Regions from separate parts of the Homo sapiens genome. Here regions 1 and 2 are each linked to region 3. A link is a loop called in an ENCODE intact Hi-C map of the cell type or tissue named here. Cell type or tissue: Caco-2. All regions are shown on one strand.

The links. A loop is a pair of places that touch in the nucleus more often than their neighbours do. Peaks named below come from ENCODE experiments on the same cell type or tissue, not always from the same donor. Only the 100,000 strongest peaks of a DNase experiment are listed, where the experiment ranks them.
Region 1: it touches region 3 in a loop (4-fold over the local background); 63 of 110 quality-filtered maps call a loop at or near these places.
Region 2: a loop joins it to region 3, with 3 times the contacts of the local background. A loop is called at or near these places in 17 of 110 quality-filtered maps.

The regions. Positions count from the first base shown.
Region 1 is chr6:17,828,565-17,836,564 of GRCh38, reverse strand. It overlaps KIF13A (kinesin family member 13A), which reads left to right. Exons shown (of 39, transcript NM_022113.6): 12 at 2,494-2,604; 13 at 5,330-5,464. Among named protein-coding and RNA genes, the nearest start is that of NUP153-AS1, 130 kb to the right of the region's middle. In Caco-2, no CTCF peak of the experiment used is centred here; no DNase peak of the experiment used is centred here.
Region 2 is chr6:17,580,908-17,588,907 of GRCh38, reverse strand. LOC102724591 (a long non-coding RNA gene) reads left to right here. Exons shown (of 5, transcript XR_007059485.1): 4 at 858-1,232; 5 at 3,021-3,117. It also overlaps the pseudogene SUMO2P13. Among named protein-coding and RNA genes, the nearest start is that of FAM8A1, 15 kb to the left of the region's middle. In Caco-2, a CTCF peak has its summit at 4,490; DNase peaks (open chromatin) are centred at 2,967 and 7,437; H3K4me3 peaks cover 345 bases.
Region 3 is chr6:18,118,719-18,126,718 of GRCh38, reverse strand. It overlaps NHLRC1 (NHL repeat containing E3 ubiquitin protein ligase 1), which reads left to right and starts at 4,042. Exons shown (of 1, transcript NM_198586.3): 1 at 4,042-6,279. The coding sequence starts at 4,113. The coding sequence ends at 5,300. In Caco-2, a CTCF peak has its summit at 3,958 (motif pointing right); a DNase peak (open chromatin) is centred at 3,998; H3K4me3 peaks cover 1,149 bases; H3K27me3 peaks cover 156 bases.

The sequences.
Region 1 (8,000 bases), 290 kb after region 3:
TGAGAACTGACTAATACATCATCTCAATGTGGTTCAGCACTTCAGTGTTTATTGGCATCTGCCAAATGCTAAGCATTGTGAGGACCAACATGAGTAATACCATACTCTGTCCTAGGAACTTATAGTCATGGAAACAAACAAATAAGAGATAATTCCTGCTACTACCTGATCATTTGCTTCCCTAAATCAGTTGGCCTTTGAACTTTCAGTGGGAAAGTATGTTGTTTATATTAACATTATAAACTATTATTTCCACAGGGCCTTGCAATTTTCAGAGAATTTAGTTAGGTGTTATCTCCTTGTTAAGCTGTGGAAACGGCGTGATCAAAGATAATTAAACATTAGGAATAATTCAGAAATCTTTTTCTTTTCCATTTATATCAGGCCCTGACAAGAAACAAAATCTTTTTGCATTGTTATCTTCTTTCTTTGGCTTTACTGAAACTTTAATAATGATATACTCTTCTAAATAGGTGTTGCTTTTTGCAAATTATTGGGTGAGGCACTGTCTTATTTGAAATATTTAAGAGGACAGCTTTGGAGGCCAAGTGCCTTAGTTTAAGTCACAGGGTTCCACATGCCAGGACTTGGGAGTGTATCTGACACTTCTAAGTTCACATTCCTTCACCACTCTCTTCTGACCCCACTGTAGTTGGGAGAGTACTAAGTTGTAAGAAAAAAAGAAAGAAAGAAAAACACAGTTAATGGCCATTATTTATGGAGCATTTACATGCCAGGCACTATGTTAATACTTCTATCCATCAGCATATTTTATCAAAAAGTAATCAATAGAAGACTGAAAAAACAAAAAGGTGAAGCCAAGAGTCTGAATACTCTATTAATTGGTGATCTTGGCATTACATTGTAATTGTTTGTTTATATATCTTTCTCTTCTTCCAGGCTGTGGCTCTTAAAGTACAAGATGCTGTGTTTTATTGATTTTTTTATCCCCAACCCCTAGCCTAACATTGATACTAGAAAGCACTTACCACAATACCTTGCACATAGTAAGTTCTCAATAAATGTTGCTGATTTTTATTATAATTTATAATCATTCAGTGCATAAAGTATAATTTTCAGATAGATTGTAAGAAGGGTAGCAAAACACCAGAAAAATAAAAATGCTGATAAACCTTGAAAATAGTCATGATGCTAGGAGGAAAGTATAATGGTTCTGCAATGTGTTTATAGGTGGATTATCTACTTATTTGCATTTTTACTGTGACCACATAATCTGGGCGAGATGGCTCAAGCAATACCTGGCTGAAGGAAACAGAAGAAGAGCCAGCCACATAGGTCCACCTAGAATTTTCTTTTTCTGTTTCTTTTTTTTTTTTTTTTTTTTTTTTTTTTTTTTTTTTTTTTTTTTGGCGGGGGCGGGTGGACAGAGTCTCTCTGTTGCCCGGGCTGGAGTGCAGTGGCACCATCTTGGCTCACTGCAACCTCTGTCTCCTGGGTTCAAGTGATTCTTTTGCCTCAGCCTCCCAAGTAGCTAGGATTACAGACAGGCATGCGCCATTATACCCAGTGAATTTTTTTTGTATTTTTAGTAGAGACAGGGTTTCGCCATGTTAGCCAGGCTGGTCTCAAGTGATTCACCCACCTCAGCCTCCCAAACTGTTGGGGTTACAGGCAGGAGCCATTGGCCTGGCCTATAATTTTCATATATGTCCCACTGTACTCAGCACTAAATGCCACTGTCAGGCTCTGTTAATACCATGAGCCTCAGGCATACTCAGCTAGCTTCCAGATCATCACATCCCAGCTTCTTGTCCAAGCTCTGCCATCTTTCTTGTTCATAGAGTTTTAACTTTGTAGAGGCTCATGTTACTTTAAGGTGTCAAAGCATATTATTGACAAGTAAAGGCCTCTCCCCTCAAAATTTTGTTAAGCTGCAAGTATCTGTATTGAAACCTCTTAGTTACTCTCCCTGAACAAACTAGAAGGGAAACCACTGCCTTTTTAGCCAGCTGTGCTGCTTCTGGGTGAATGATAATGATAAATAACAAAATGCATGACCATCAGTGGAGAAAGGTAGTCTAAAGGCCCAGATTCAAAATTTAAAATACATGAGAAGTCTTTACCTTTTCTAGCAGATTAATTTAACTGGAATTCATTTATTGATGATGAGTGTTAACCTCCGTCTTATTGAAAAAGAAGTCTGCTTAAGTAACCTTTTGTCCTGCTTATCTATTTCAAAGTTGAACGTTAGCATCTTTTAGGGCTTTAAATGTGAAATTTAAGTATAATGGATAAAATGACTAATGATTTGTTTCATTTTCATTCAGGACACTGGTATTTCTTTTTCAGGGAACAGCCATGTTCTCTTACATTCGTTTGATTAATAAAGGTTAAAAACCCACCCTAACAGCATATAACTTAATTTTTTCCAACAGACTATTGATAACTGCTTAAGAGGGACAGTAACTGATTGTCTTGTATATGATGGTGGAAAAATTTTGAACATCAGATATCTCTGATTTCATTTTAAAGGCCATGAAGGCCCCTGAACTGAAGGAGAAGCTCGAAGAGTCTGAAAAGCTGATAAAAGAACTAACAGTGACTTGGGAAGAGAAGCTGAGAAAAACAGAAGAGATAGCACAGGTAGCTTGATAATTTAGCCCTAAAATATTGGGATTCTTTTTCACTTATTGTCTTTTCTGTGTAGTTTGCTGTCATCTTCAGAAAGTCTTTTTTTTTTTTTTTTTTGAGACGGAGTCTCACTCTGTCGCCCAGGCTGGGGTGCAGTGGCGTGATCTCGACTCACTGCAACCTCCACCTCCCGGGCTCAAGCAGTTCGCATGCCGTAGCCTCCCGAGTAGCTGGGATTACAGGTGCCTACTACCATGCCTGGCTAATTTTTATATTTTTAGTAGAGATGGGGTTTCACCATGTTGGCCAGGCTGGTCTCAAACTCCTGACCTCAGGTGATCTGCCAGCCGCAGCCTCCCAAAGTGCTGGGATTACAGGCATGAGCCACTGCACCCAGCCTCAGAAAGTCTTTTAAGGGCCCTTTTCTGCTGAACCAGAGATTGCAAAGATCACTTTTTTTTTTTTTTTTTTTTTTGAAGACAAGGTCTCCCTCTGTCACCCAGGCTGGAGTACAGCAGCTCAATCACAGCTCTCTTGCAGCCTCAACATCCTGGGCTCAAGTGATTCTCCTCCCTCAGTCCCCCCAAGTAGCTGGGACCACAGGCATGTGCTACCATGCCCAGCTAATTTTATCTATTTTGTGTAGAGCTGTGGTCTTATTTTGTTGCCCGGGCTGGTCTCAAACTCTGAGCTCAAGTGATTCTTCTGCCTCAGCTTCCCAGAGTGCTGGGGTTACAGGCATGAGCCACTGTGCCTCGCCCAGCAAAGATCACTTTTAGACATTGACGTCAGGTCTTTTTATCAATGTACAGTTTGGCCTGTATATTTGCTAGACGTGTTAGATAGCACTAAATTTGAACAAGCATGGTTACAGAAAATGTCATTCATATTTCCTGCTCTTCACATTTAAACGAAAGTCTGCCTTGTGATTTTTTTTTTTTTTTTTTTTTTTTTTTTTGCAGACAGAGTCTCTCTCTGTCGCCCAGGCTGGAGTGCAGTGGCGCAATCTCGGCTCACTGCAACCTCCGCCTCCTGGGTACAAGCGATTCTTCTGCCTCAGCCTCCCGAGCAGCTGGGACTAGAGGCTTGCGCCACCACTCCTGGCTAATTATTTTTGTACTTTAGTAGAGATGGGGTTTCACCGTGTTGCCCCAGCTGATCTCAAACTCCTGAGCTCAGGCAATCCACCCACCTTAGCCTCCCAAAGTGCTAGGATTACAAGTGTGAGCCACTGTGCCCAGCCTTGTTTTGTGATTTTTAGATCACCTGGCAAAGCATGAGGCTACCTGATTTTTATTTTATTTTATTTTATTTTTATTTATTTAATTTTTTATTGAGATGGAGTCTTGCTTTGTCACCCAGGCTGGAATGCAGTGGCGCAATCTTGGCTCACTGCAACCTCCGCCTCCCCAGTTCAAGCTATTCTCCTGCCTCAGCCTCCCAAATAGCTAGGACTATAGGTGTGTGCCACCACAACTGGCCAATTTTTGTATCTTTTGGTAGAGTCAGGGATTCACCATGTTGGCCAGGCTGGTCTCAAACTCCTGACCTCAGGTGATCCACCCGCCTTAGCCTCCCAAGAGGCTACCTAATTGACAGAGAATTTGTAACGTATAGCATATCATAATTTTTCAATGTATTTGATTCTTTGGGCTTGTTAGGAAATGCTGTATGTTTATATTTTAACTTTTACTTAAGTTAAAATATAAAGGAAGGACTAATTCTCGGGGTTATGTGCATTATGAATTTCTCTACATTATATATTTCACGAACATTTTTAATCTCATTGATCATTTGGAAATATTGGACCATCCCAATCACGTAGCTTAACAGCAGTCACTGGAACCCAGTCCAGCCTTCTGCTGATGTGTTTCTTATAGATATCGTTCACACCCACACATACCCCTACACCTCACTCACTGTCCCGCTTAACATTGCTTTATGTTTCTCCATAGTACTTAACACCATTGGAAATTCTATGTACCATATTGACTTAACTGTTTTCTTATGGCCTGTCTCCTCCCACCAGAATATAACTTTTCATGAAAGACGGGACTTCATTGGGTTCAGTGCTGTATTCCCAGCCCGAGATCAATACCTACTACATTGTAGACTCTAATAAATATATCTTGAATGAATGAATGAATGAGTGAATACAAGGCCTTCCGCAGTAGAGACCCAACCTTCTCTTCCAGCCTTAACTCTCACTGCTTTCTGATATTTGCCAGGGGTTCTTGGCCCCTGAAATCATCTAGTATGTCCAGAACCTTTCTTTAGTGTGCTTCCGTATGCCATGCCCCAAGAACACCCTATCTTTATATTTCTGTTGAAATTATTCTTATGCTTCAAGAACTATCTCAAATATATCCTCTTTCTGCAGCCTTTCTTGGTCTCTTAACCCATCATGATGTCTCTCCTGGGAAGCCCCTGGCATTTTGTACCCTTCAATAGCACAACACTCTCCTCTTTTGTGCTCTAGTTATGTGGTCTTGTTCCCTCTACTAGATTCTAAGCTCCTTAAGAGCCAAAATGGTGTCTGGTTCATCCTTGGTGCCCCTATCACGCCTGCCACAAGATGTCATGCACTGTAGACTCTCTGTTAATGTGGTTGAGCAGAGTAGCATGTGTAATCCCATTGGCATTGTCCCCAGAAACAGTGACTTACTCTTTCCGTGGATACATCTTGTGAATAGAACAACAAACAGAGTTTCCTTCTTTTGTCTGTTTTTGTGCACAGGAAAGACAACGACAACTTGAAAGCATGGGGATTTCCCTGGAGATGTCCGGTATCAAGGTGGGGGATGACAAATGCTACTTAGTCAATCTGAATGCAGACCCTGCTCTTAACGAACTTCTGGTTTATTATTTAAAGGTAGGAGAACATATAAATACATATGCAATCAAGATTCATTCCTATACAGTTCGTAGTTGAATCTGGGTGCCTGTCTCTGTGATGTTGCTTTTTGTATCCAGCTTAGCCCTCAGTAAAACTAAGATGGATAGTGCCCTCCGATCACCACTGAGAAGGAAAAACAGCTATTTTGTATCATCTGGGGCTGTGCAGTTGGGGCTGATCTCCTGTGAGTCCAGGCTTCAGAGTGGCATAAGTGGGCAACAGTAGGTGTCGAGGTGATGCCTAGCTTTATGAGAAGGCTCTAGGTGTGAGATGGTGAGGATTCTGGGAATATCTGTGTTCTTCCACAAAGCTCCTGAGAAGCTCTGGAGGTTCTTAGTTATGCTTCTGAGTAATTCCAAGGAGATCTCAAGATCAACACAAGCCTAAAGGAGACCCTCGTCCTAGATTAAATAGACAACAATGTTCTTCTAGGTCTATCCCTTGTAAACCCACATCCTCAGGAAATAACTTTTGGTCCCATAATCACCCTTCAGGTGTAGAGGTGGGATGGGGCCGCCCTGTTGCCACTGTGGTCGCAGGACATGCCACGTTGGATAGCTTACTGTAGCATTTCTCAAATTTTCTGACTTCAGAACCCATTTACACTCTTAAAAAAAGTATCAAGGACTCCAAAGAACTTTCATGTGTCTGGGTTATATCCGTGTTTACTGTATTGGACCCTAAGACTGAGAACATTTTAAACTACAAACATAAACGTACAACCCTTAGCCCTCAGGGCTATAACATCATTACATGTCTCATAGACTCTGGAAAATTCCACCAATACACACACACATGATAAAATGAGAGAGCAAAGGCAAACAACATGTTCATGTTTCTATTGAAGTAGTTTTGACTTCATAGGCCTCCTGAAAGGTTCTCAGAGACCCCGGGGGTTCTCAGATCACACTTTTAGAACTGCTTGCTTACTCTGCAAAGTGAGAAATAAGATATCTGATTGACATTGATTTAGGACACTGTGACTGACATAAGGCATTCAGCCAACCATCAGGGCATTTTTAATCTCACACATACACACACTTTCTGAGTTACAGAAACGAACTTTCAAGGATTGGGGACCTGGGGCCTTGAAGGCAGCTTACATATGCTGTCCACACACCTGAATCTCTAAATGCGAAGGTATTGCCTGCTTGAGAACAGTGAGACACCTTGTTAAGGATTCTGATCTGCCTAGTAAATACATAAAATGCAATGGAGAATAAGCCAAAATTGAAGCAAGGAGCCTCACCTTCTACTTTTCCTAGAGGTGTAAATTTGGTACAAATAGCCCCTGAGTTATTGAGAGTCCCCCAACAAACTTAAGATCTGTTCATTTAGGCAATGAGTAGGGGTAAGGAATTGTCTCTGAAATCCTGATTTTGAAAGACCAATCCTTATACTTTCTCTGTCAAATAGGGAGGTATTATTATAGTTATTAAACTATTTTAAGAGCAATAGAAAAAAATGGGATAAGCAGTGGCTGAATCACCAATAGTCACAGTCCTCGTATGTCTGAGGTTCAGGTACTTAAAATCACATGAGGCCAGGTGCAGTGTGTTTACTGTATTGGACGCTATCAGTGTCAATCAGATGTCCTATTTCTCACTTTGCAGTGTAAGCAAGCAGTTCTAAAAGTGTGATCTGGGGTCTCTGAGAACCTTTCATGAGGCCTGTGAGGTCAAAACTACTTTAATATAAACACGAACATGTTGTTTGGCTCTGCTCTCTCATTTTATCACGCATGTATTGGTGGAGTTTTCCGGAGTCTATGAGACATGTAATGATATTATAGCCCTGAGGGCTAAGGGTTGTATGTTTATGTTTGTAGTTTAAAATGTTCTCAGTCTCACGCCAGTAATCCCAGAACTTTGGGAGACCAAGGCGGGCGGATCACTTGAGGCCAGGAGTTCAAGACCAGGCTGGCGAACATGGTGAAACCCCCATCTGTACTAAAAATAAAAATTAGCCAGACGTGGTGGCGCATACCTGTAATCCCAACTACTCAGGAGGCTGAGGCAAGAGAATGGCTTGAACCCAGGAGGCAGAGGTTGCAATGAGCTGAGATTGCACCACTGCACTCCAGCCTGGGTGACAGAGTGAGACACCATGTCAAAAAAAAAAAAATCACACGTTTGTACATGGTATGACCCACAGGCATTAATACTGTATGTAATATCAGTATTAGAAATTCAAAATTTTTAGCATTTTCAAAGTTGAATATTTTAAAATATTACTGTCAATGAAACTGCTTTTTAATGGTTCTTAAATTTATGTAACTGTTTTCAAAACACTTTCACTGTTAACTCAGATGATCCTAAAAGAAATCTAAATAGGTGAAATAGATAATATTATTCTGGTTTTGCCAACAAAGAAACTGAGGCTCAGAGAGTGAAATGGCTTCCCCGTGGTCAAGTCACAATTGAAACTCAAAGTATTCTACTGTCAAGTCCAATTTCCTGTGTTAAAAACAATAACTAATCATTGTTGATTGGGGATTTTTTTTGGTAGTGTT
Region 2 (8,000 bases), 540 kb after region 3:
GGCTCACGCCTGTAATCCCAGCACTTTGGGAGGCCGAGGCAGGCGGATCACGAGGTCAGGAGATCGAGACCATCCTGGCTAACACGGTGAAACCCCGTCTCTACTAAAAATACAAAAAAATTAGCCGAGCATGGTGGCAGGTGCCTGTAGTCCCAGCTACTCGGGAGGCTGAGGCAGGAGAATGGCATGAACCCGGGAGGCGGAGCTTGCAGTGAGCCGAGATCGCGCCGCTGCACTCCAGCCTGGGTAACAGAGTGAGACTCCGTCTCAACAACAACAACAAAAAAGAACATGGTAGATGGCTAGGTGTGGTGGCTCACACCTGTAATTCCAGAGCTTTGGGAGGCTGAGGCAGGAAGATTGCTTGAGCCCAGGAGCTAGAGACTAGTCAGGGCAACATAGCATGACCCCATCTCTATGAAAATTTTTTAACAAATTAGCTAGTGGAGTGGTACACAGCTGTAGTCCTAGCTACTTGAGAAGCAGAGGCAGGTGGATTGCTTGAACCCAGGAGTCTGAAGTTACAGTGAGCTATGGTCACACCACTACACTCCGGCCTGGGTGACAGAGCAAGACCCCATCTCTAATTTAAAAAAAAAAAAGAGAGACAGAGAGAACATCGGAGGGAAGCCGATTTCAGGGGAAGGGCAACATGGGCAAAGTTCACGGAAATAGCCAAGCTGATACTTACGGTGTGAGGTAGATCTGAATAGAGACAAATCTGGAAAAGTAGGGAGGGGTTGGTTTATATAGGGCTTTGGTCCCATGTGAGGGAGTTTGCACTTTATCCTGTAGACAGCAGAAGTTATAAAGGGCTTTAACGAGGGAGATAAATCTGGTCATATTTGTTTTTTCAGAAATCTCTCTCTGGGAACAGTGTGGAAGATGGATTGAAATGGTGTAAAATTGAAGATGTGGACTCCGGTTGGGAGACTACACCCTAGATAAGATGAAGAGAACTTGAAGCAAGACAATAGCAATGGGAATATAAAGGAGAGGAGACATTTGAGTGAAATTAAGGAAGCACAATCTGCAGACTGTTTTCTTTTTTTTAAGAGTCAGGGTCTCCCTATTTTGCCCAGGCTGGTCTCAAAGTCCTAGGCTCAAGCGACCCACCCACCTCAGCCTTCCAAAATGCTGGAATTACAGGGGTGAACTGCCTCACCATGCCTCAGTCTGCAGAATTTGATGACTGAATGTATTTGGAGAGAGTCTGTGGCTTGGATGACTGGGTGAGTGGATTGTGATGCCGTTCATGGAAATGAAGAAGGCAGAGGAAGGGAGAGCAAGAGGGTGGAAGTGGGGCAGTGGGGTGCTGGTGGGCCATCCAAGGGACACCAGCTGTTGAATATGTTGCATCTGTAAAGATACAGATTGATCATTCAGAAATAAAGAAGAGAAAAAAAGCAAAAGCAAAAAAAGTTTTAAAATAAAAAAGAATACAGATTGAGAGAGTCATAGGCATACAGATGGCCCTTGAAATGACAAGTAGATGGAAAACAATGAAACAAGAAAAGAAAGCCAAGAACAGAGAAAAAAAAACAGAGATGGAGAAGGAATAGTTAGTGAGGTCGGTAGGAAAGTAGGATTGAGTGGGAAGAGAGACTTTCCATAAGAAAGGAGTCATGTTAGGGTTTTCCAGAGAACCAGAACCAATACAGTGTGTGTGTGTGTGTGTGTGTGTGTATATGGGTGTGCGTGTATGTATATGTGTATATATATGGGTGTGCGTGTGTATGTGTGTATATATATGGGTGTGCGTGTGTATGTATATGTGTGTATATATGGGTGTGCGAGTGTATGTATATGTGTATATATGGGTGTGCGTATGTATATGTGTATATATATGGGTGTGCGAGTGTGTATATGTATATATATGGGTGTGCATGTGTATGTATATGTGTATATATATGGGTGTGCGTGTGTATGTATATACGTATATATATGGGTGTGCGTGTGTATGTGTGTGTATATGAGTGTGCGTGTGTGTGTATATATGGGTGTGCGTGTGTATGTATATGTGTATATATGGGTGTGCGTGTGTATGTATATGTGTATATATATGGGTGTGCGTGTATGTATATGTGTATATATAGGTGTGCGTATGTGTATATATATGGGTGTGCGTGTATGTGTATATATATGGGTGTGCGTGTATGTGTATATATATGGGTGTGCGTGTGTATGTGTATATATGGGTGTGTATGTATATGTGTATATATATGGGTGTGCGTATGTGTATATATATGGGTGTGCGTGTGTATGTATATGTGTATATATATGGGTGTGCATATGTATATGTGTAAATATATGGGTGTGCGTATGTATATATATATATATGGGTGTGCATGTGTATGTATATGTGTATATATATGGGTGTGATTCCCAGTCCAAGGTCAGAAGACCAATGTACCAGCTCAAGCAGGCAAGCAGGAAACAAAAAATGGAAGAATTCCTCCTTCCTCCACTTCTTGTTCTGTTCAGGCTCCCAACAGATTGGATGATGCCCACACACATTGAGGCGGCCAACCTGCTTTACTGAATTCACCAATTCAAATGCTAACCTCATCTGGAAACACCCTCGCAGACACACTCAGACACAACGTTTAATCTGGGTGCCCCTTGGCCAGTCATGTTGACACATAGAATTAACCATCACAGGAGTTACATCTGGTGTGAAAACCACAAAGAAATCAGGAAGGATGAAAACTGTGGTGGACATTTTCTCTTTTGACCACACTACCTCTTTTTTCCCCCCTTCTTTTGGAGAGAGAGAATTTCCACTTAACTCTTCCCCCAATGTGTGCACCTGTGCTAAGACTCTCAGGGCATTCTGCACTGCTCACTCCAAGCCACCAGGTGGGTATGTGGCCCGAGCTCAGCAGATTGGACTGACTTATGAGGACTTGGAAACTTGAGCCAAGTGATCCAAGGATGGAATAAATGTAGTGCCAGCAGAGGGCCCTTATCTGATAAGAGTGTTGATTAACTCTTGCTACCTATGCTTCCTTTAATTTCAGGAGCTGTGATTGGTTGATTGATTTTGAGGCGGAGTTTCACTCTTGTTGCCCAGGCTGAAGTGCAGTGGCACAACCTCTGCTCACTGCAACCGCTGCCTTCCAGTTTCAAGCGATTCTCCTGCCTCAGCCTCCCAAGTAGCTGGGATTACAGGCGCCTGCCACAACGTCTGGGTAATTTTTGTATTTTTAGTAGAGATGGGTTTCACCATGTTGGCCAGGATGGTCTCGAACTCCTGACCTCGTGATCTGCCCGCCTTGGCCTCACAAAGTGCTGGGATTACAGGCGTGAGCCACCATGCCTGGCCTATTATTTTATTTTTTGAGATGGGGTCTCGCTCTGCTTCCCAGGTTGGAGTGCAGTGGCATGATCATGGCTCACTGCAACTTTGACCTCCCCAGGCTCCGGTGATCCTCCCACCTCAGCCTCTCAAGTGTCTGGGATTACAGGTAAGTGCCACTATGCCTGGCTATATTTTTGTGTGTTTTTTTTGTAGAGACGGAGTTTCTCCATTTTGGCCAGTTTGGTGTCGACCTCCCGGGCTTAAGCGATCCACCCACCTCAGCCTCCCAAAGTGTTGGGATTACAGGCGTGAGCCACTGTATCCAGCTTGTGATATACTTTTAATAAATTTCTCTTAAACTTAAATTAGCAAGTGCTTGTTTATCATCCTTCCAATTAGAGAACCTGGATTCGGCCATTAGGAAGTCAAGGGTGGCATTCATTGGGAAGTTTCATGGGGTGAGAGGTGAAAGGCTGGCTGATGGGGGAATGGAAGTGAGAAGTAGAAATAATTGCATTCTAATCTTTAAGGAGTTGTTTTTTGGGGGAAGAGAAGCTGTTAAAGAAGTAGCGAACTATTTTTAACCACGCTTGAACCCATCGTTTGATAGGGTGACTGAAAAGAGAGTTCCTGAAACTTGGGCAGCCATAAATCTATTGTTTTGTTATGAATTTCTCTAATTTTTAGTGAGATAAACTTACTTTTAGTTTATCAACATATTTCAACTATTCTTACTAGTCATATATGGCAACCCTGCCCCAAGATGTCACATTGGTCTCTAAAGTGTTTCCTTCAGAGTAAGGTTCATCTGATTTGATACACTGATAGGAAGCAAGTTGTAAAAAATAAAGCCACTACGGAAGGCTTCTTTTGTAAATAAGATACCCAAGCACCAAATCAATGATTACACTGAAAAATAACTTGATTTTGGTACTAACTTTTGGAAATACACATAAAATAGGCTTTCTCTTCTCCAGCCTAACGTGGATTGAATTGCTATACTGTGTAATGATTTTCTGCCCCCTAATGGTTGTTCAAAAGCATTAAGAAATTTGTCATCTGCTTGAAAACATTTTCTATTATAAGAAAATATTTTCTTTATAGCACATTTTTAATTTTATTTTAGGAATTCGAAATGACTTAGAAATGTGTCATCATTCACAAGAGGCCCGTGTTACTCTTAAAAATAGGCCGATCTCATAAAACAACTGCGAACCTCATTATATAATGTGAACAGACAGGATTTTAGGCAACCAGTAGGTGGAGGAATTTCCAAAGCTAAGAACACCACAGGCTCCAAAACCCAACTTCAGAGCTGAGGGCCTTAAAGTAATCTGTTCAGCCTTCTCCGCTTTATACTAATAGAAGACTGTGGAGCAGCTCTGAGATATATGCTCATAGAAGTACATCGCCCATGATATTCTGGCAAAAGGAAAGACTATTTTAGATTAGGATTGGATTTTACTTGTGAAATATGAGATTGGGGCCAAGAGAAAGCATTGCTTTGGGTAGGGATAGCATGAGATTAAAAAACTGAAAATAAGTCGAGTGTGTGAAGAAAATGACTGTGACATACGAGAGGAAGGAAGCCAACAAGAGAGTGCCGTGGGTAGATGCTAGAAAGGGTGACATCATGCAGAAAGGTCAGGGAGGGAGGCTGAGTTTGGCTTTGGTCCAGTCAGCAATAGAAGGCTATTATGAAAGACAAACGTAAATATTTGTAAAATATAGTGTTGGTACAAACAAATATAAAAAAACATTGAGTTGCTTCTGCTGCTCCTTCCTTTTTTAGACCTGGAAACAATGAATCCAGAGGGAACAGCCACAGACGCTCCTGAGCACGTCAGTTTAGGCCTTCTGTGCCTAACGCAATTTCTTCCCTTAGAATTTGACCCTTGCCTGTGTCACCCAGCACTCATCCCATACCTCCTCCTGACCTCCCTGCAAGGTGGAGCCCACCAACCTGATCGCTGATCTTACCCTCCTCGTTAAGACTTACTCTATTACATCATCTTATCATTGACATGAAGTGGAGACCCAATGCCTGGCCAGTCTGAAGCTGTACACACGTAGGACATTAACTGAAACCTCAACTAAACCTCATCAAATTCCCACTTACTCTGGCTCCCCTTTCTCTATTTTTTAATTAAAAATTTTTGTATTATTCCTATTCTATTTTCCTGCAAACAGAGGCCCCCCTTCTTCTTGCACTCAAAAAATTCCACAATTCTCCTGGTTTCTTCATTTTCCCTCTTTTCACAGGCCTATATACTCTTCCATGTTTAATATCCTGGCTCATTTTATTCTTACTAACCATGAGAACTTATCTTTTTTATTCAATAGACTGTCCTCACTCTTGATCAATTTTATGCACTTAAATAGGCCATGTCATGTTTTTGCACATCAGACTGGAAAAATGACTAAGAGAGGTGGTATCCAGAGTTGACGAGGTTTGGAGAAAAACAGGTTCAGTCATTTGTGGAAGTATAGGCTTAGACATTTTTCGAAGGATAATTAGGCAGCATCCACCCAAATTCAGAATATCTGAGCCTTGTGAATCCTTAATCCTTTTAGAAATCTACCTTACAGAAATATGAGCACTAGAATAGAGCAATACAAGTCAAGCGTATTTCCTGTAGGATTATCTACAAAAGCAAAACAAAGAAAATAAATGAGACAGCCATCAAAAATTCAAAAATTAGAAACCAGAATGATAATACTTTTTTTCATTTAAAACAAGGAGTTTAAACAAGATGCTTAACTTGAAGGGAAAACTAGGATTCTTTGTTTTAGAGTAATTTATCCCTAAAGACAGATTGCCCTACACGTAACAGCTACGTACAAAAAAGTATAAAATTGTCCTTGGTTTTACAATGGTAAATGAAAAACATTAAAATTCTCCAACTGAACAAGGTATGCAAGGATTTTTTTTATTTTTTTGTTAAAATAGTGAGAGCAAAATAACTTACTGGAATATAAACGTAAGAGCCGACTGAGCATGCCACTAATGGAGAAAATGGGGTATTTCCACAGCCTCAGTGTTTTTCCCCATCCCGTCACCACTTGATGTCAATCGAAACATACCATTGGCTGCTTGGTTAAAAAAAAAAAGGAATATGCTTGTGCACATACACCAGTTACGTTATGTACAATAAAGAAATGGGGAAGGGGGAAATGAAAGAATAGAGAAAGCTATATTATAGTACTCACGATGTGGTGGAACCAAATCGGTTTTCTAATTGCGAATGTAATCTTGGTCTTTAAAGTTAACAGTTCTGGAGTGAAGAACCAGGTTCTCTCTTCAGGAAACACCTCCTGTCTGCTGTTGGAGCATATCGATTGTATCTTCATCCTCCAACTGTGTAGGTGTTATCTATTTCATTGATGGGTTGCCCATCAAATCAGAATCTGACCTGCCTCATTGACAATCCCTGTCATTCACAATAGGCTTTAATTAGTTTACTAAGTGGTGCATACCTCTTAAAGTGCACCCCAGAACCGCCCCGCCCCCTTCAAATTAATATGATCATTGTTCTCAGGCTCGACTCCTTCCTAGGGCTTTTCGTAGGCCATGGGAAACGCCAGAGTCTCCTCAGCTGCCCCTTCATAAAACAGGTATCAAGTCTGCACCGGATTGTGTCTGACATTTGTGAGTTCTCGGTCTCACCGACTTCAAGAATGAAGCCACACACCCTAGCAGTATTACAGTTCTTAAGGGCAGCATGTCTAGAGTTTGTTCTTTCTGATGTTCTGATATGTTTGGAGTTTTTTCCTTCTGGTGGGTTCAGTGGTCTCACTGGCTCAGGAGTGAAGCTGCATGTTTTTGCGGTGAGCTTTACAGCTCCTAAGGCGGCCTGTCTGGAGTTATCTGTTCCTCCCGGTGGGTTCGTGGTCTAGGATGGCTTCAGAAGTAAAACTACAGATCTTCGCAATGACTGTTACAGTTCACAAAGGCAGTGTGGACCCAAACAATAAACAATAACAAGATTTATAGCAAAAAGCAAAAGAACACAAGCTTCCATAGTATAGAACCAGCCCCTAGCCCGTTACCACTGCTGGCTCGGGCAGCCTGCTTTTAGTCTCTTATCTGGCCTCGCCCACATCCTGCTGATTGGTCCATTTTACAGAGAGCCGATTGGTCTGTTTTACAGACAGCTGATTGGTCCGTTTTGACAGGGTGCTGATTGGTGCATTTACAATCCTTGAGCTAGACACAAAAGTTCTACAGGTCCCCACTAGATTAGCTAGATACAGAGTGTGGACTGGTGTATTTACAAACCCTGAGCTAGATACAAACTGCCGATTGGTGCATTCACAATCCCTTAGCTAGACATAAAGATTCTCCAAGTCCCCCCCAGATTAACTAGATACAGAGTGCCCATTGGTGCATTCACAAACCCTGAGCTAGACACAGAGTGCTGATTGGTGTGTTTACAAACCTTGAGCTAGATACAGAGTGCTGATTGCTGTATTTACAATCCCTTAGCTAGACATAAAGATTCTCCAAGTCCCCACCAGACTCAGGAGCCCAGCTGGCTTCACCCAGTGGATCCTGCACCGGGGGCGCAAGTGGAGTTCCCTGCCTGTCCGGAGCCGTGCGCCCGCACTCCTCAGCCCTTGGGCGGTCTATGGGACTGGGCGCCGTGGAGCAGGGGGCGGCGATCGTCAGGGAGGCAGCTAAAGCCCCGCGAGAAATCGA
Region 3 (8,000 bases):
AAGAAAAGCAATCAAGTCCTATCACTGGAGATAATTACTGCTATGATGGTGATGTATTTTCTTCTCATCTTTTTTGTCTGCTCATACATGTGAATGTTTTCACAAGGTTGTTGTGATCACATTACGATACAGTATTGTATCTCCACTATCTTTCTTTCTATTTCATTCACCCTTCCTGGAGTTGAGGCAGGAGAATAGGGTCTTGAGGCAGGGAACCTAAGGCTGATTCATGCTGACTTCCTAGAACTAAATTGAAAGGAAAACCTCAACTTTCCATGCCTAAGTAACAAAAGGACCAGAGGCTACTCCCTTTGTAACCTCCACCACCCCACCGCCCCTAGCCTTTTCTGCGTGGCAGAAACATCTGCAACCAATCAAACGTTTGCATAGGAGTGTAACTTTTGTAACTTCACTTCGGCCTCTCATTGGTTGCAGCAAGCAAAAGCAACCAATCAGACTGATTGCGGGCCACTACTTTATTTGCATGGGATGAATACCAAGTGGCCAGTGGGAAACCTCTAGGCAGTATTTGGACCCCAGAAGATTCTGTAACCAGGGCCCTTGAGCCACTGCTCAGCCAGGTCCCACCCTGTGGAGCACTTTCATTTTCAATAAATCTCTGCTTTTGTTACTTCATTCTTTCTCTGCTTTGCTGTGCATTTTGTCCAATTCTTTGTTCAAAAAGCCAAGAACCTGGACAACTTGTAGTCAAACCTTCTACTGGTAACAGTGTCACTAAATATTTTTCAAAAGCAAGATTTTTAAATAGCTGTATAATGTTGTAATGTGGCAGTACAATTATTATTTAGTCTTTCTCCTGCTATTAGAGTCAGCATTCATTCAGCAATTTAAGTACTATTGGGTGTGCTAGCAGATAAAGGTTTATTGATTATTGAAGATAATCCTTTTCTCAGGCATCACAGGTTGTAGGGGTAGGGACTGAACATTGAACTTCATATGGTATGGCTGTCTTAGGGGTACAGGCAGGGAGCTGTCAGCTTATAACTGGTCATTTAAACCACGAGGAAGTGAAGATGGCATTGCTCAGGGAAACAGGTAGGAAGCTAAGAGAAAAAGACTGAAGGTGGCACCCTGAGGAACACTCAATTGCATTGAACTTGAGATGCACTCAAATCTCTAGATCCCCATTTCCAAACATACATCTCCACTCATTTTTGTATGGACTTACTCAAAAAATTCAAAAACAGCCATTCTTCCTCTTGCCACCACATCCCTCACCCCTGAGATGCCAAGAACATGGAGCTTAAAAATTAGAGTGGTGGTCAGAGACGCCCCTGGGAGGAGGGCAAGGCTGGAAGCAAAGCCCATTCTGTGTGGCTTGTTCATCTTCCTTTCCCTTACATCATTGTCAGGTAGTCTGAGTTGTAATTGGATCATTAAACTTGTTCTGGGATTCCTTCTAAACTGCATGTGTCTGGCACATTTGCCCCACCTGCACAACCAGGAGCCCACCTGTCTAAGCACTGACTCCCCCTAACTCATGCTCCCCCTGTGCTCTCTTCTCTGCTGGAACCATCCTGAGCTGGGTCCCCACTCTCCTTCCACTATAGTATGGTACTTTTTCATAGGGCAGCCATTGACCACTTTGGAAACTAGACGTTCTGCTCTTCAAGCCCTTTGCCCCCACAACTCTCAGGGCTTGTTCTAGGTGGAAGCAGGAAAAGATGGGCATGCTAGTCCAGGACCCTCTATAGAAGGAATATCGGAGGGAAGCACAGGGTAAATCCATGGAGGCCCAGCCATGGAGGAGGAAATGATAGTCATAGGAAATGCCAAATGTCAGAGTGAGATTCAAGACATATTTGTTATTAATCAATTATGCAATGGTGTGATTGCATAAATAATGTGATTTTAGTTGGTTGTTTATTTGGGATGGAAATGTAGTCAGAAATTATTAAGTTGGTTATTGTGTCCCAGTACGCAATCTTTGAGTCAAATGACATTTGATTAGAAAATGTTCTTTCTTGTCTTACATTAAAGCTCTTTCCAGGGGCCTCAACAGGGGATAAAATATTGTGTTTTCTCAGAAATCTAGCAAATCAGAAGGTGAATGTTCATGATTATGATCTCTAAAGGAAAAGAAATTCTCTAATACAAGGTTTTGTTAAGCACAATGTTCACATAAGACATTTGAGGGAGAACCCCTTAAAAATAAGAGTTTAGGGCCAGGCACGGTGGCTCATGCCTGTAATCCTAGCACTTTGGGAGGCTGACGCGAAAGGTCAGAAGTTTGAGACCAGCCTGGCCAACATGGTGAAACCTCATCTCTACTAAAAATACAAAACTTAGCCAGGCATGGTCACGGGTGCCTGTAATCCCAGCTACTCAGGAGGCTGAGGTGGGAGAACCGCCTGAACCCAGGAGGTGGAGGCTGCAGTGAGCCGAGATCGCGCCACTGCACTCCAGCCTGGTGACAGAGCAAGACTCTGTCTCAAAAAGAAAAAAAAAAAAAAGAAAGAAAAAGAAAAATGAGAGATTATAATACCACAATGGATTCTTCACACAGATTATGCTATCCCTTGTTTGAAGATTTTCCAACATATGGCAAATTCTCTTTGTTTTTGGTCTTAACTGAGATTGGAAAAACTGAACTTAGTGTCATTTGAGGGAATTATTATAATGCAGTGTTTCTCAAACTTGGCTGTACATTATAATCACCTGGGGAGCTTTTATAAATCCCAGCTGTCCAGACCACACCATGGGCCAATTAAACTTTTCGGGTGCGACCCAGGTGTTTACCATGTGCAAAGAAGTTTGAAAATGACTAAAATAGGTAACTCTGAAGTCAAACTGCCTGGCTTCAAATTCCAGGCCAGCCACTTCCTAGCCATGTGACCCTGGGCAAGATATTTGATTTCTATGAATTCTATCAGAAAAAAAGACAATAAAAATAACATATTTTTGTAGGATTGCTATGAGGTTTAAACAAGATAATCTATGTAAATTATTTATTAATTTGCTGCAAAAGTAATCACGGTTTTGCCATTAAAAGTGATGGCAAACACTGCGAATCCTTTTCACCAACCTAACACAATGGGGCAGGCATATGTGAATTCCATAGGCTGGGCACAGTGGCTCACACCAGCACTTTGGGAGGCCAAGGGGTGGGGAGGAATGTGAACAATTTTCACAAGTTCAAGACCAGCCTAGGCAACATAGTGAGACCTCCTCTCTACAAAAAAATTAAAAAATTAGCCTAGTGTGATGGTGCATGCCTGTAGTCCCAGCTACTGAAGTGGGAGGATTGCTTGAGCCTGGGAGATGGAGGCTGCAGTGAGCTGTGATCGTGCCCCTGCACTCCAGCCTGGGTGACAGAGTGAGACTTTGTCTTAAAAAACAAAAAAATGAAGTTCTATGGTAATTATTATTAACTAACAGCTTTCTTATTTCATATTAATTACTCTGCAAGACACTTCCAGCATGGTTGCCCCATCTGACACTCATTCACCTCGTTGATTTTTTTTTGTTGTTGTTGTTGTTCTATAACATTCATTCATGCACAAATTCATTTTACAAGTATGTATTCATCTAACATTGACTTAACTATGAGTATGACAGAAGACACAAAAGAAATGTACACATCTGCCTCACCTCCCTTGGAGTTTATCTTCTCTAGTGTGTTCGTGTTTTCCGGTTCAGATCATAAGCATCATGAGCTAAGGGACCATGTTTTATGCCCGGACAGCCGTAGCACCCGGCGCTGCGGATTGGAGACACTGCTAGGCACCCGGGCTGGAAGATTGGGTTCTAGTTCTTGTTTTGCCGCTTACAGGCTGGGTGACAGGGAGCAATCCTGTTGTCCTCAATAGGTGTGTTTCCTCATCTGAAAGTGTACACAATCCATCCATGACTGCTGTGACGATTACAGGTCTACACAACGCGCATGTGGATTTGTCTTGCAAACGTCCACCATCAGGCCCTCAGGAAACAGTGCCGCGCGTGCCCACCAAGGGGCAGCAGATCGCAGTGCAGAGGCCCGCGGCGCTCGACGTCAGGGCGCACGTCCCACCCCGTGACCATGACTGTGACCGTGACCGAGAGCGTCGCTGGGGCACGGCCAGGCGGCGCGGCGGGAGTGCACAGGACGCGCCATGGCGGCCGAAGCCTCGGAGAGCGGGCCAGCGCTGCATGAGCTCATGCGCGAGGCGGAGATCAGCCTGCTCGAGTGCAAGGTGTGCTTTGAGAAGTTTGGCCACCGGCAGCAGCGGCGCCCGCGCAACCTGTCCTGCGGCCACGTGGTCTGCCTGGCCTGCGTGGCCGCCCTGGCGCACCCGCGCACTCTGGCCCTCGAGTGCCCATTCTGCAGGCGAGCTTGCCGGGGCTGCGACACCAGCGACTGCCTGCCGGTGCTGCACCTCATAGAGCTCCTGGGCTCAGCGCTTCGCCAGTCCCCGGCCGCCCATCGCGCCGCCCCCAGCGCCCCCGGAGCCCTCACCTGCCACCACACCTTCGGCGGCTGGGGGACCCTGGTCAACCCCACCGGACTGGCGCTTTGTCCCAAGACGGGGCGTGTCGTGGTGGTGCACGACGGCAGGAGGCGTGTCAAGATTTTTGACTCAGGGGGAGGATGCGCGCATCAGTTTGGAGAGAAGGGGGACGCTGCCCAAGACATTAGGTACCCTGTGGATGTCACCATCACCAACGACTGCCATGTGGTTGTCACTGACGCCGGCGATCGCTCCATCAAAGTGTTTGATTTTTTTGGCCAGATCAAGCTTGTCATTGGAGGCCAATTCTCCTTACCTTGGGGTGTGGAGACCACCCCTCAGAATGGGATTGTGGTAACTGATGCGGAGGCAGGGTCCCTGCACCTCCTGGACGTCGACTTCGCGGAAGGGGTCCTTCGGAGAACTGAAAGGTTGCAAGCTCATCTGTGCAATCCCCGAGGGGTGGCAGTGTCTTGGCTCACCGGGGCCATTGCGGTCCTGGAGCACCCCCTGGCCCTGGGGACTGGGGTTTGCAGCACCAGGGTGAAAGTGTTTAGCTCAAGTATGCAGCTTGTCGGCCAAGTGGATACCTTTGGGCTGAGCCTCTACTTTCCCTCCAAAATAACTGCCTCCGCTGTGACCTTTGATCACCAGGGAAATGTGATTGTTGCAGATACATCTGGTCCAGCTATCCTTTGCTTAGGAAAACCTGAGGAGTTTCCAGTACCGAAGCCCATGGTCACTCATGGTCTTTCGCATCCTGTGGCTCTTACCTTCACCAAGGAGAATTCTCTTCTTGTGCTGGACACAGCATCTCATTCTATAAAAGTCTATAAAGTTGACTGGGGGTGATGGGCTGGGGTGGGTCCCTGGAATCAGAAGCACTAGTGCTGCCATTAATGAATTGTTTAACCCTGGATAAGTCACTTAAACTCATCTATCCAGGCAGGGATAATTAAAACCATCTGGCAGACTTACAAAGCTTGGGACAGTTATTGGAGATTAATCTACCATTTATTGAATGCATACTCTGTGCAAGGAAATTTGCAAATATTAGCTTATTTAATCTGTACTATCCAGTGAGGTAATTTCTTCCCCCCCAAGATAGAGTCAAGCTCTGTCACCCAGGCTGGAGTGCAGAAGCATGATCACAGCTCACTACAGTTTCAACGTCCCCCGCTCAGGTGGTCCTTCCACCTCAGCCTCCCAAGTAGCTGGGACCACAAGTGTGCATTACCACACTCAGCTAATTTTTGTATTTTGGCAGAGATGGGGTTTCACCATGTTGCCCAGGCTGGTCTCAAACTCCTGAGTTCAAGCAATCCACCTTCCTCGGCCTCCCAAAGTACTAGGAGTACAGGCATAGCCACTTGCTCAGCCATAATTTTTATTATTAATCTCATTGTACAAGTGAGAAAACTGAGACCCAGAGAGCTTAAGTGACTTCCTCGAGGTCATAGTTACTTACTGCCTTAGTCCCAATTTGAATTCAATTCTGATTCCAAATAAGTTGCGCTTAAATAAGACAACAGATGTGGGAAAAATATGTGAATGTGTAGTGTTGCTATGTGTACTGTCTTTACAAGTAGCTAATTATTTTAGCACAAAGATGTGCAAAGAAAGGAGACTTTATGGAGAGTTCAGGAGAAAAAGGATTTTGTGGTGGCCATCACTTTCATTCAATTTGCGACTGCTCTGATGGCACATTAGATGAAGTTACTGTTGATCCTGAGTTACGTGAATAAGAAAAACAATTGAACTGCTTATTAAAAAAGTAAACATGTCTTTTAACGCCTATATCTTCTCCACTATACAAACTCAGAAAATACCACTTGGTTGTTTGAGAAAGGCCTATATTTGTGTAAGTTCTAAACTATTGCAGAACACACTACATACTAGCGTCAAAGGGCTGATGACGCTCCTGTTACATGTTTATGGGGTTTTTTCGTTTGTTTGTTTGCTTTTAGACATGGTCTTGCTCTGTTGCCCAGGCTGGAGTGCAGTGGATTGATCACTGCTCACTGCAGCCTCGACTCCCTGGGCTCAAGCGATCCTCCTGCGTCAGCATCCTGAGTAGCTGGGACTACAGGTGTGTCACCATGCCCAGCTAATTTTTAAATTTTTCGTAGGGATGGGATCTTGTTTTTGTTGCCCAAACTGGTTTCAAGCTCCTGGGCTCAAGAGAGCCTCCTGCCTTGGCCTCCCAAAGCATTGGGACTATAGGTATGAGCCACTGTGCCTCGCCCACGTAAAGTAAAAGCGAGAGCCTAACTCCCATGCCAGTCCACAAAAACCCATTTTCTTGTCAATGCTCTCATCATATAGCACTAATAGTAAGATTTGGGGCACCCTAGACCACGATTTATAAATGCATTTTAAAAAGAAGTTCTATGGACAAACCTCTTCTCCCCACATGCACACACTCCACCCTTAAAGTCACCCCTAGGCTGGTAACTTCACGGGTATTCTGAAAACATAACAAGAAACGTTGTTGCAGGTGGAGATACGAATTCAGACTTATTTGGTCATTTGTGAGTACAGCAACTGAGGATAGATCTTAGACCATTTTCCTTAGGAACAATGACATTTTAATGATTTTAGAATTAGTAGAGCCAATTCAAAAGATTTTTCTCTTTGGAATTATTAATGGCATCATCTCTGACTATAAAGCTGGACATGTGTCCTTTACAGACAGCAGTCATGATAGAGGTGTGGAATATGCAACACAGGGAGGTATGTGAGCAAGGTAGTATTGCTGGTCATCGTGTGGATTACCCAACGTCAAGAATCAGGTGCGCATCTGTGAGATGATGAGGGAGTGTATCAGACCTGTGATAACAAGCCACCTTAGTAACTGCTATCTTTCCGTGGTAGATTATCAGGCTTGGGACTGGGGTGGGGCTGGATACACAACATAAAAAGAACTGTATAAAGCAGCTCTTCCCAGGAATGTCATAAGACAGGAGCAGAGTTTCCTTGAGGAAGACATGAAGCTTGCTGTTCTTGATTCTCAAGCACACATGCGCTGAGGGAATAGTTTCAATGACCTGTAAGGCAGATGCAAAATTCATCTTCCGGACTGTGTTCTTTTTTTTTTTTTTTTTTTTTTTTTTTTTGAGACCGAGTCTGGCTCTGTTGCTCAGGTTGCAGTACAATGGTGTGATCTCAGCTCACTGCAACCTCCACCTCCCGGGTTCAAGCTATTCTCCTGCTTCAGCCTCCGCATTAGCTGGGATTACAGGCGCCCACCACCACGCCCAGCTAATTTTTGTATTTTTAGTAGAGACGAAGTTTCACCATGTTGGCCAGACTGGTCTCGAACTCCTGACCTCAAGTGATCCACCTACATCGGCCTCCCAAAGTATTGGGATTACAGACATGAGCCACTGTGCCCAGACAGACTGTTCTTTAAAGCAAGCTGGTTAAAAGGCTTGAGATATGTCATGCTGAACTCCAGGTTATTAAAGAAATTGGAGAATTCTGAGACAGGCAGGAAAAAATAACCCCAGCAGAAAGTAAAAGCTTCCAAGTTGATGAAGAAGGGTTGGAATG